Regions from separate parts of the Homo sapiens genome. Here all the other regions are linked to region 2. Evidence: chromatin contacts called from ENCODE Hi-C or POLR2A ChIA-PET data. All regions are on one chromosome and are shown on one strand. Each heading gives the region's core, a stretch centred on a gene start or an enhancer-like site at or near the end of the contact. The rest is flanking DNA. Distances are from core to core; before and after follow the strand shown.

What was found. A loop is a pair of places that touch in the nucleus more often than their neighbours do. ChIA-PET counts read pairs that join two places held with the same protein, here RNA polymerase II (POLR2A). Pooled maps may share reads with other maps.
Region 1: a map of MCF 10A shows a loop between it and region 2 (3-fold over the local background). The contact joins the promoter of LINC02645 here to the promoter of ADARB2 in region 2. A Hi-C loop is called at or near these places in 1 of 168 maps with a recorded cell type or tissue (MCF 10A).
Region 3: a loop to region 2 is called in a map of chondrocyte, with 2.7 times the contacts of the local background. The contact joins the enhancer-like site here to the promoter of ADARB2 in region 2. A Hi-C loop is called at or near these places in 2 of 168 maps with a recorded cell type or tissue (HepG2 and chondrocyte), 2 of 37 single-sample maps with no recorded cell type and 8 of 50 pooled maps. POLR2A ChIA-PET finds 5 or more read pairs at or near these places in 1 of 52 experiments (activated CD4-positive, alpha-beta T cell).

Annotation. Positions count from the first base shown.
Region 1 is chr10:2,499,687-2,503,313 of GRCh38, reverse strand. It overlaps LINC02645 (long intergenic non-protein coding RNA 2645), which reads left to right and starts at 1,852. Exons shown (of 3, transcript NR_136146.1): 1 at 1,852-1,940. LOC107983989 reads left to right here and starts at 1,145. Exons shown (of 2, transcript XM_011519770.3): 1 at 1,145-1,756. The coding sequence starts at 1,367. It overlaps LOC105376350 (a long non-coding RNA gene), which reads right to left and starts at 1,461. Exons shown (of 3, transcript NR_188174.1): 1 at 1,325-1,461.
Region 2 is chr10:1,736,126-1,739,860 of GRCh38, reverse strand. It overlaps ADARB2 (adenosine deaminase RNA specific B2 (inactive)), which reads left to right and starts at 2,336. Exons shown (of 10, transcript NM_018702.4): 1 at 2,336-2,810. The coding sequence starts at 2,711. RefSeq lists a silencer at 2,387-2,446 and an enhancer at 2,408-3,004.
Region 3 is chr10:1,108,688-1,112,503 of GRCh38, reverse strand. All of the region lies in intron 11 of WDR37 (WD repeat domain 37), which reads right to left. Among named protein-coding and RNA genes, the nearest start is that of LINC00200, 49 kb to the left of the region's middle. RefSeq lists enhancers at 1,155-1,735, 2,112-2,261, 1,736-2,318, 1,636-2,835. Within about 2 kb of position 2,268, at least 6 of the 41 ENCODE cell types and tissues checked have a DNase peak (open chromatin) inside an H3K27ac peak, as active enhancers do.

The DNA of each region.
Region 1 (3,627 bases), core at 603-3,102, 760 kb before region 2:
AAATAAAGAATTGCTTTATTCTTATCTTATAAGCTCTGACATTTTCACTAGGAAAAGTTTTTTTTTTTTTTTTTTACTTAGTAATCTAATCTTTTCTTATCCCTGACATAGTCACGGAGAAATACGTAACCCATATTTATTTCTCAGATCATCCATATAAATATTCTGGGCAAATAAATATTTTGCGGCATGCATCAAGAAACATTTTCCCAGGCATATTTGGTTTTTATTTGTTTTCCCAAATGTATAAAAATATTTTAATGAAGTGATTCTAATCACCTTCATATAACCACTGACATACAGACCTTCAGATAGCATTTACCTATTGTTTATTTAGATATTTGTTTTCCAATGCTTTTTTAACAGGGTTTTATGTGTCTTGCTTATAGGTGACAACGACAGAAAACCAGGTCTAGCAAGCAGTTTATCATGATTGAGATCTTTTGTAGTTGAAAAAAAAACTAATAAAAAACAAAAAATTAGGAAGGCATTTTAGGTATCATGAAATTTTGAAACCCATCATTCTATCTTCACCTCTAAAGATTTTGTTGGTAGTTAGGCAAATTATATATGCGCGTGTTTATACATACACACACATCAGGCAAATGCATTAGTCTGACAGTATTCTTAAGCTTGTCTTTCTTTTTCTTCTTTTTGGCATTGAAAACCCAAGTTTCTCTAAAATTATTGAAGCAGGGTCTCTGAGTAAGGATCCTTTCCAAAATATATACTCATTTAAAAAAATTTCATTCTGTTTACATTAATAAAAGGCAAAAGTTTCAATTACTGAAAATATTTGAAAATTACCATTCTGAGGCAAGACCACTGTTTTTCTTTTAATACATAGGGTATGGTTAAGCAGAAAGAGCCCACGAAGCATTCAGCCCTCACCAAAACCCTTTGCACAACGTGGAAAGGGTCCAACCAGGACACTTGATTTCTAGTCGCAGATTCTTAGATTCCTTATTAGTAAAATACATATAATATTTTTTATTTTTCAGAAACATTGGCCAATTGAGGGTGGTGAAATACTATGTCATACCACATAGAAGGTGCTTCGTAATGGGCACTTCTTTTTCATTATTACTTCACCACTGATTAAGGACCACACGTATATAAGCCTTTCTCAGGACGTAACACAGGCAACACGGAAAGAGCTGGCTTGCGAGCTCCCTGCTTAACAGAAGGCTCAGTTGCCCAAGTGACGAAGGCATTGTGGGGCACGAACCAGGCTTTGGTGAATTTATCTCATTATACACCAGGAGTTATAATTTAAAAACCAGTGTCATATAAAGAAGAAAAAAGATATGGTGAGATACAATACCATTAACACTTCTTCAGAAACGGATTTTAAAGCAGAACTTCCATGACTGTGAAATCCAACCGGGTGCGCGACCACGAGGAAGGATGGCGAGGGAGGAAACCGCGCTTTGTTGTTGAGGTGAGCCGGGTGCGCGACCATAAGGAAGGATGGCGAGGGAGGAAACCGCGCTTTGTTCTTGAGGTGAGCCGGGTGCGCGACCACGAGGAAGGATGGCGAGGGAGGAAACCGCGCTTTGTTGGTGAGGTGAACCGCGTGCACGATCCCGAGGAAGTATTGCCAGGGAGGAAACCGCGCTTTGTTCTTGAGGTGAGCCGGGTGCGCGACCATGAGGAAGGATGGCGAGGGAGGAAACCGCGCTTTGTTGGTGAGGTGAAACGGGTGCACGATCCCGAGGAAGTATTGCCAGGGAGGAAACCGCGCTTTGCTGGTGAGGTGAGCTGGGTGCGCGATCACGAGGAAGGATCGCGAGGGAGGAAACCGCGCTTTGTTGGTGAGGTGAAACGGGTGCGCGACCATGAGGAAGTCTGGCGAGGGAGGAAACCGCGCTTTGTTGGTGACGTGAACCGCGTGCACGATCCCGAGGAAGAAGGGCGAGGGAGGAAACCGCGCTTTGTTGGTGAGGTGAACCGGGTGCGCGACCATGAGGAAGGATGGCGAGGGAGGAAACCGCGCTTTGTTGGTGACGTGAGCTTCACATTCAGCGACCCGTTAGAATTCGTTCTGATGAGCAGGATTCTTTCACAGCGTTACATGAAGAGTGGGGCGATTGTACTTTGTGTTTCCTTTAGTTCTAGAGAAGAGTGATTTTTTTTGTATTTGAAATAAGTAAAGATTATATTACGTTGAAATGAGCATAATGCAGAAAAGAAGGCACTGAATTTATACTTAAATCATGGTCTGGGGCCTAAAATGCTTGCTCAAATAACGTAGCTCCAGTGCGTTTGAGGGTGTATACGTTTGAGAGAGAGTGTGTGTGTGTTTGAGCCTGTGTGTTTTAGTGTGTGTGAGAGAGTGTTTGTGTTTGAGCCTGTGTATTTTACTGTGTGTTTGTGTGTGTGTGTGGGAGCCTGTGTGTTTTAGTGTGTGAGTGTGTTTGAGCTTGGGTGGGTATGTATATTTGGGCGTGTGTTTGAGCCTGTGTGTTTGAGTGTGCGTGTGTTTGAGCAGGTGTGTGTTTGTGTGTGTGTTTGTGCAGGTGTGTGTCTGAGCCTGTGTGTTTATTGTGTGTGTTTGAGCATGTGTGTGTTTGAGTGTGTGTGTTTGAGCGTGTGTGTGTTTGAGCAAATGTGTGTCTGAGCCTGTGTGTTTGTGTGTGTAAGCCTGTGTGCGTCTGAACGTGTGTACACTGGAGGTGGTTCCCTGAGTTTACGATCCCTCATTGGCTTATACTGTTAAACAGACAAGCAGCTACAGATTTTGTTTGTTCTTACCTTTCGTATTTATTCCAGGCAACTGTGTCTAGTTTTCCCTTTGTTGTTGGTTACCTTTGCTGGACTCTGCTGTGACACACCAGACGTGCTAGCTGAGGAAGTGGGGTCAGAAGCAATATTCCTGAACTTTGGGGTCACCTCTCACCCACTGTTCTTCCCGGTGCTACCATAGCGTTTGCTCCACAAACCCTGAAGTCACTGATGGACATCACGCATTCCACTTTCAAGGATTCCTATAAGCTTATGAAGAAGGACAAGGCAATATCACGGAATGTTGAAATACATATAGGTGATCTGACAAAATAGGGTCCTTTACAAGTTACCTTAGAGAAGGGAAAAATGTACAAGAGCATGTCACACATTTTTTTGGCTTAGCTCAGTCTGCAGAAAAATTTAAATTTCCTTTCCTATGACTTTTGTTCTAATCTATCCTTAGAGGAGAAATACACCTGAAAGCCAAGGGAAAGACCGCGGGTGTTGGAATCCACGTGACTTCCACGGTATTGAACGGAGCTGCCGGGCTAAGAACTTCCATTTCTTTTCTCAGGGAACTCCCATCTTATTTAAGGCACAGAATAAGGAGTTCCATTAACTTTAGACAGGTTGTTTTAAATCAAAAATTAAGAAAAAATGATTGAAAACAAAGCCCTAAACTGGAACACATGAATTTTAAAATATATTTAAATTGTGACCATTGTGTTTAAACTGTGGTAGGGCTTGATTTTCCAAATCTCAGAATAAAATTTCTTACCGAATTCCTTATGATGTCCTAAAAATAACCCATTAAAATCACATGTAGATCTGGTTGACCCTGGCATTGGTCTGTGAGTTTTTGAATTCAGAGTCAGAAAACCTGGGTTTGAGTCTTAGCTG
Region 2 (3,735 bases), core at 1,087-3,586:
CCAGCACTGCTCACTCGCAGCCCTGCTTGCAACAGCAGAGTGAGACGTGCTGGAAACCACGCTGGAGTTAACGCACTTGTCGCTGCGAGCCTCTTCTTTAAAGCCCCTCTGTGATGAGAAACAAAGGCTTTCTCGCCTAGCCGTCGCCCTAGCATCATCTATTATGCATCGTCTTATGCAAAATAAATAAAATACAGAAAACAGCAAGTATCTGTGAAAACAGCATTTTCATAAATTATACAAAAAAGAACCAATTGGAGGAACTTCAAGAAAAAGGTTTGCCAAAATTTCGATCGTAACTTTCAAATTAGGGTCTAAATGAAGTGTTCAAAGACAGTTTTCAGTTTTGTTTCCCCACTCCACCAACATCAGAAGAACATTTAACAGACACGTTACTTTCCGGCCACCATACCTGCCCTTGGAGTGAAACAAGGGTTCATGTATACGAGTCTCCCAGACAGCACGGTTGCTCCGTGTGATGATGGAGCTATTGGGGCCATTAATAAATGCTGACCACCTTGTGGGGGCTGTGTGTGTGTGTGAAGCTCTTCTGAAGCACCTTCCTTCGGTGACTCCACCCCCTGATGGGTTTTCTGCAGATACAGAAATAGGGCAACTCTGGATTAGTGCAGCACATTGTGTGAAGCTCAGAAGTTTCACAGGCAGAGTCCTAGAGCTGTGTTTCTCGATATAGTTTAAGCACTCAAATATCTCGGGTATTGCAGAGAGGAAGTGAGAGAGCTATGTGCCTTCTCAACCCTCGCTGGGAATTATCAGCAGAGCTGAGCTGTGCTGTCATGGGAACAGGGTTGTTGAAGCCAGCCCTGAAGAGGGATGTTGGTTTGATTGTGGTCCTCAGTCTGAGTTGGACTAGAAGGTTCAACATTCTAAAAGGAAAACGCAGAAGCCCTGTCTTTCTGAGGCTTGTCTGCAACATACGCTCATTCCTTCCAAATTATTTGCTGGAAAAAATTTAATAAATAATCATAGAGTAATTAACATGTTCCAGTTCCTGTCTATACTGGTTGATACTGATTCAACGAGTATGAATGAACTTATGAGGTGGGTGACGTTGTTATCCCCAGTTTACAGATGAGGAAACTGAGGCACGGTTTAACTTACCCGAGGTCATAGCAGTAGAGTTAAGATTTGAAATCAAATGTCTTACTCTCTCTCATCAATGAAAACTGAGCTACGATCTATCAGCTCAGCACATAACAACACAGGATCATCCTAATTATTTCCAATGTCCCCCAGAGTGATTCTTTTTTCTTATGATAAAAATTATCTGGAAATTTCTAGGCACATAAGCAGCTGAAAAGGTTGCATGTGAGGCAATGAATAGCAGAAATATTTGTGTGCCATTTTTATATCAACATGTTAATGTGTGCTAATGAATTTTAGAGTGGATTTTTTTAAAAACATGACTATTGTAATTAAAAGCTTATGTGATTTAAATACAAGATGCAATGATGATTACCAGATTCTATTCCTCTTTATATTTTACATAAGACTTCCAGGGTTCCATAAGTATAATCTTGAAACATAGGACATTCCTGGAAAAAAAAATTGCTTAAAACTATTTCAGTGTGCAATCCACCTCTTTGTAAATGTTACTTTCTTCCATCCAAATATTACATTTGGCAACAAAACTCTCCGCTGAGAGCTTTCTCTTCCTTTTGTGTCATTGTTCCCTAAATAAAGCAACACATGAAATTCCTGACGGCAAAAATCAGACTCAGATCCCAAAACCTCTGTCTTTATGCAAGATTTATCTTTTGCATTGGAAACGGCCAAGGAATATGAAGAGGGGAAAGAAGAGGCAAACAGACAAGCATGCAGGCTCTGAGGAATAAATGCCCCTCAGGACGCTGTCTCCTGGGGAATTGCAAACCTCAGTCCGTTTCTGAGGAAGTGCGGTCTCTGCATTTCTGAAAGAGGTATTTCCCCCCCTTGACACAAGGAGCATGGTAATGAATTGACTAGTTAAAAACTGTTGGTTGGAAAAACCCGTCCCTGTGTCTTTCTGAGCAGGGCGAGCTGAGCTGTCCGCGAGGCTGCGGCAGGAGGCCTCGTCCTCCCGGGCAGGGTCCCTCCTGGAGGCTCCCCCGGTCTCTCCCAGACGCACCCGCGCCGCGTCCTTGTTCCCCGGGAGCAGCCTCCCTCCAGCCGCCGGTCCTGGGAGCTTCACCGTCCAAACGGGAGCTGAGTTTGCAAGCGGCCAGGCGGCGGTGCGGCTGGTGCTGCTGCTGATGTCAGAGCCAGAAAGCAGTTGTGATTGGATCTAATTAGACGCTGCTGCAGCAAATAGACAAGCTCCCTGCGTGATTGGCTTCAAAGTGGCTGGTGCCAAACAACTAGCAGAGGCGCAAAAGTAGCCTCCCTGCGCTGGGAGCCCAGAGCAGGAGGCAGAGCCCGCGGGAAGCTCGGAGCACTCAGGACGCCGCGCGCCCTTCCCCGCCCTCCCTGACCAGGGAGCAGCTCGCTCCAGGCGCCCAGCCGAGGCCCCCAGCCCAGTGGGAGCAAGTCATAGAGAACAATTCGAGAGACAGAGAGACGGAGCGCGCTTTCCTGCTCAGTCCTGAAAAGTGAGCCGCTCCCGGGTTTGCAACCTCAAGCTTCGCAGCAGCGGCGGCGGCGGCTGCCGGGAAGGAGGCAGGTGCAGGTGCAGGAGGGAGGCGGCTCTGGGCTCCGCGCCTGGGTCTCGGCCATGGCCTCGGTCCTGGGGAGCGGCAGAGGGTCTGGAGGGCTGAGCAGTCAACTCAAATGCAAGTCCAAGAGGAGGAGGAGGCGGAGGTCCAAGCGGAAAGGTAAGGACCGCGTGGCGCGCCGGCCCCTGCCCCCCTTCACCCCCGGCTTCTCCACCCCGGCCTCTCATGGGGTCTCCGGGCTTGTCCGTTGTGAGCAGCTTCACTTTGGGGTGCTGGCGGGATGGCTGCTCCGTGCAGGGCGCTCGGGAGTTCAGATCCCGTGGAAATGTCTGGGGCCTCCTCTTGCCCAGAGGGGACAGTGAGCAGCCACGCTGCGACATGTTTGAGGGACCCGGACGAAGTGGGGCGAGGGCGGCGAGGAGCTCCCCGGGGACCCCGCGCGTCTCCGGGCCCCGCAGTCCCCAGTGGCCGGCCGGGCTGGCACTGCCTTCCACCCTCCGGAGGCCATCTCGTCTCCCAGTGCCAAAGGAATTACCCAAAAACGGGGGAACGAGCCCTCGCGCCAGCTACTCCCATCCAAACTGTCCCGGAGGAAGGGATAGGCGAAGCCCTGCGATCGCCTCTCCAAATTGGCTGGCAGTTTTTACTCAATGTGGTGCCCGTCGATTTGTAAACATTGGGTCGTAAAGAGAACACAGGGCTCGTCCTTGGAGAAATAAGCAGAAATGAATACAGGAAAACAGAAAGAAGCATCATATTTTGTTAGTGGTAGAAAAAAACCGCAAACCAGGAAAGCAGGAAAAGCAGCCGGCTGACAGCGGCCACTGACAAACTCAGCTGTGCCTTGTTACTGATATTCCTGGGGCTGGGCCGCGCTGAAGTTAGTCAATGCTACAGCAAGGGAGGGCTTTCACACTGGGGATTTTGCAAAATTAGCAATCGCTCCAATATGAGAGCAATGCCCCCAGTGCCATCGTAGCCTGTGTGCATGCCAGGAAGAATTAAAAGATTCTTCTCATGCCGACCCTTCTCTCCTAGAGGAACCTGTGTTATTGTCAGTTCCTAGTGAGCCTGCAGGAGAAAG
Region 3 (3,816 bases), core at 1,019-3,518, 630 kb after region 2:
GGGACACGCAACTCTTCATTTCAACACTGAGAGGCTGCTATAGGGATGTTAATTGGCCTAATTTCAACAGTGTTGTGTCTCACTCATGAAGTCAGAGGCATTAGGAGAAGGTGAGAGACGAAGGAACGGCCAGTTAGTGGGGCAGTCGGAACACACACGATTTATCGACTAAGTTCACTGTCTTCTATGGGCAAGGTTCCCAGGGCCTCAAAACCAATTATAACAGTTACAGCAAAAGTCACTGACCACCCTCATATAATCACAATGAAAAAGTAAGAAGTATTGTGAGAATGACCAAAATGTGAGAGAGAGGCAGGAAGTGAGCACGTGCTGTTGGAAAACTGGCACCAACAGACCTGCTCAGCCAGGGCTGGGCTCCACAGACCTTCATTTGCAAAAAACATCAATCTACGGAGTGCAATCAAACAAGGTGTAAGAAATAGCCACCAAGGCACGTGCCTGCAGTCCCAGCTACTTGGGAGGCTGAGGCAGGGGAATCGCTTGAACCCAGGAGGTGGAGGTTGCAGTGAGCCGAGATTGCACCACTGCACTCCAGCCTGGGCAACAGAGCGAGACTCCGTCTCACAAAAAAAAAAAAGAGAGAGAGAGAAATAGCCACCAACAGCTGAATTCCTGTGACACACTGAAATTTTCAAATTAAGCCTTTTTATTATTTCTAATAACAACACATACTACAACTTCACATTTCTGCTATATGAAGTATCTAAAATTGCTTTTCATATAAATCAGTACACGCTGGGTCACTAACAAACAGTCAAATAAAAACAGCCACACAGTTACGCCAACTAAGTACTATCATGGTAAAATTCCTGCTATAATACAGAGATGCCACAACACAGAGTGGAAAGAAATAAGACACATCAAAAGGAAAAGGTGACTGGTCCTTCTAAACACGTAGGATCAAAGCCTTCAGCAGCTCACAGCACGGAGCTCCATCCCCATCCAGCAAAGGTAATGACCACACGTTTCAGGGGACCCATTTCGCTACACTTTTCTTTCTTACAGTGAAGCATTGGAACTCAAACTCCAGTCTTTCAAAAAGGCACAGAATGCAAGTAAAAGTATGGGGATTACAGTAAGAAAAAAAAGAAAGTGGGGAAAAATCTCTCCTGGAAACTGGATCACAAAACTGGGCCAGTTACCTTAAGCCTTTAGAGCTACTTCTTGCCTTAAGAAAACCCAATATACAGCAATTCACCTTAACTAGACAGTTAATTATTTACATTATAAAAGACATTAGATTCCAACATACTATACTAAAGAATTTACGCTTAGTTCCTACAAGTGAAAATACGCCCTAAGATAAAACTTTGAAAAGCACATTCCACATCATGTTAATATAAATTATGTGAGAAAGGGTATTTTTAGTCACACATGTTGAAGAAATACTGCCTCTGTTTAAGGGGTATCACTAAAAACACCATGCATATAACTTTCCAGCCTACATCAACAAGAACAGCAAACTTCCTAAGAACACATGTCTGACTTTTGCTTTCAATGCTCAGGAAAAGAACTAGTGAAAAGAACTCAGGATCACCCTGTAAAACCGGCAGAGCTACTTCCCGGATGAGCAGGCAGTCCTGCAGGCCTCAGGCCCGGCCCTGGGCCAACATTCCCACCTATCAGGGTGCCAGGCCCTGTGGGTCTGGGCGCTAACACGCTGGACACCCATCGGAGGCTCACGGATGTCCTTGGCGATGCCGTGGCCACTGCAGAGAAGCCCCCGGCGCAGAGGGTCCCTCAGAATGACATGGTGGCAGGGAAGGCAGGGGACCCAGGGTGTGCTCTTACAAGTCATGTTCAGAACGTCCCAGACAAGTGACCAAACGGAACACACACACACAACCTGGCCATTCCTCTCAGGAACTAAACCCGCACCCCGGACCTCACCCAGGTGTGCTGGGGCGCGGACGCACATCTCAGGACCTAAACCGCACTGCGAGGCCCTCACCCTGGTGTGCTGTGGCGCGGATGCACAGCTCTACACATTTGTAAGGATCACGCACTCTGTAGGTTTTATTTGTCGTATTGGCTCGAACCTACAAAACCCATGCCGGAGACAAAGGCAAGTGTTACTAAGAAGACACCTCAGATGAAACATTTTTGTAAAATGACTCATTTCCTGCTTTTCTCATTATGAGGCACGTCTAAAGGTTTACAGCTGATCTGATGTCAGGAAGGAAGAGTTTGTGTTCAATAAAGGCGTCCACGGCTCCACCTGCTGACCAAGCCCTCATCCTGCATGCGCACAGCTGAGAAACCGCCAGGCCGGTGAGGGGAAGCTCAATGTCCAACAGCCCAGCGGACTCGCCCCGACACAGCAACAAAATTAGCGCCAAAGAGAGATCTTTTCAAAACGTATTTTTGGATGTACACATCAACAAGATACGCTAGTTCATGATAATTTGAGTAAGAAAAAAGAAAGCGTAAACGATCTGAGTAAGCATGGCCCGGGCAGGTCTGGTCCACGTTCACCTCACCCCCGTGGTTCAGGTGAATGGAAGCACAGCCTACAGCCTGGAAGACCCATGTGGGAGAAAGGGCACACGGGAATTACACACTCCACCTTACTCTACCCCCACACCTGATTCCAATAGGAAGACATAAACCCTAGGAAACTGTATTCATAGGTCCACATTAGTAAGAACTTTTTCATAACACTTACTACATTCTTCATAAGTACAGCTCTCTAAAAAACTACCATTGTTTCATGTATCCACTAGCTGCAAAAATGTACCACAAATTAACCAGAATTTTTTTTTTTCTGAGACGGAGTTTGGAGTTTCGCTCATTGCCCAGGCTGGAGTGCAACGGCGTGATCTCGGCTCACCGCAACCTCCACCTCCCAAGTTCAAGCGATTCTCCTGCCTCAGCCTCCCAAGTAGCTGGGATTACAGGCGTGCGCCACCACACCTGGCTAATTTTGTATTTTTAGTAAAGACAGAGTTTCTCCATGTTGGTCAAGCTGGTCTCAAACTCCCAGCCTCAGGTGATCCCCAAAGTGCTGGGATTACAGGCGTGAGCCACCGCGCCCAGCCTAAGCAGATATTTTAAAGATGCCACCAGCACTGACTTCACTTCACAGTCAAATGGCCAAGACCACACGGTTGCAACAGCCTTAGAAGCGAAAACATGCACTTGCAATCAACTCTGGTGATATAAATACAAAAACTTTTCTTTTTACACAAAACAAAAATAAAATCTTCCAGTTAAATATGGCAACTGAACAGAGACAATACAGGACTAGAAGGGTCTTAAATAACACAAGAGGCACCTTGAAGGCACCAGGAGGGACTGCTCTGGAATGACCCCCTAGAGCCAAACCCTCAGCAAACCACCTGGCCTCCTCATGCCTCAGTTTCTCTCTCTGAACTGGGGTGATGCCAGGGGCTCCAACAGTGCCTGGCACAAACCAGCAACTCACCAAGCCCTGGCTCCACTGCGTCCTCCTCTGGACAGAATTCTTCGGCCTTTCCATCCTGCCCTCAAAGGGGACAGGCACAGCAGGGCACACTGGCCTATCCCTGCAACCCCCATATCAGAAGCACATAGGAAGCTGCCCTGCTCTCTAGACACAAAACTACCCTCTTCACCCAATTCTCAAAGCTCTGACAGATTTTTGTGCTCCATACAGATGACCAGAGTCAATGCAGTGAGAGCTGCTGGGTCTTCCCAGCCTGGGGCAGGGAGCTGTGCCAGGATGGTGGCACTCAGGGCCCTGCAGGTTCCACGGGGGGGGGGGGCATCACAGAAGCCAAAACCAAAGCAACCACAGGGATCACAACCACCAACACC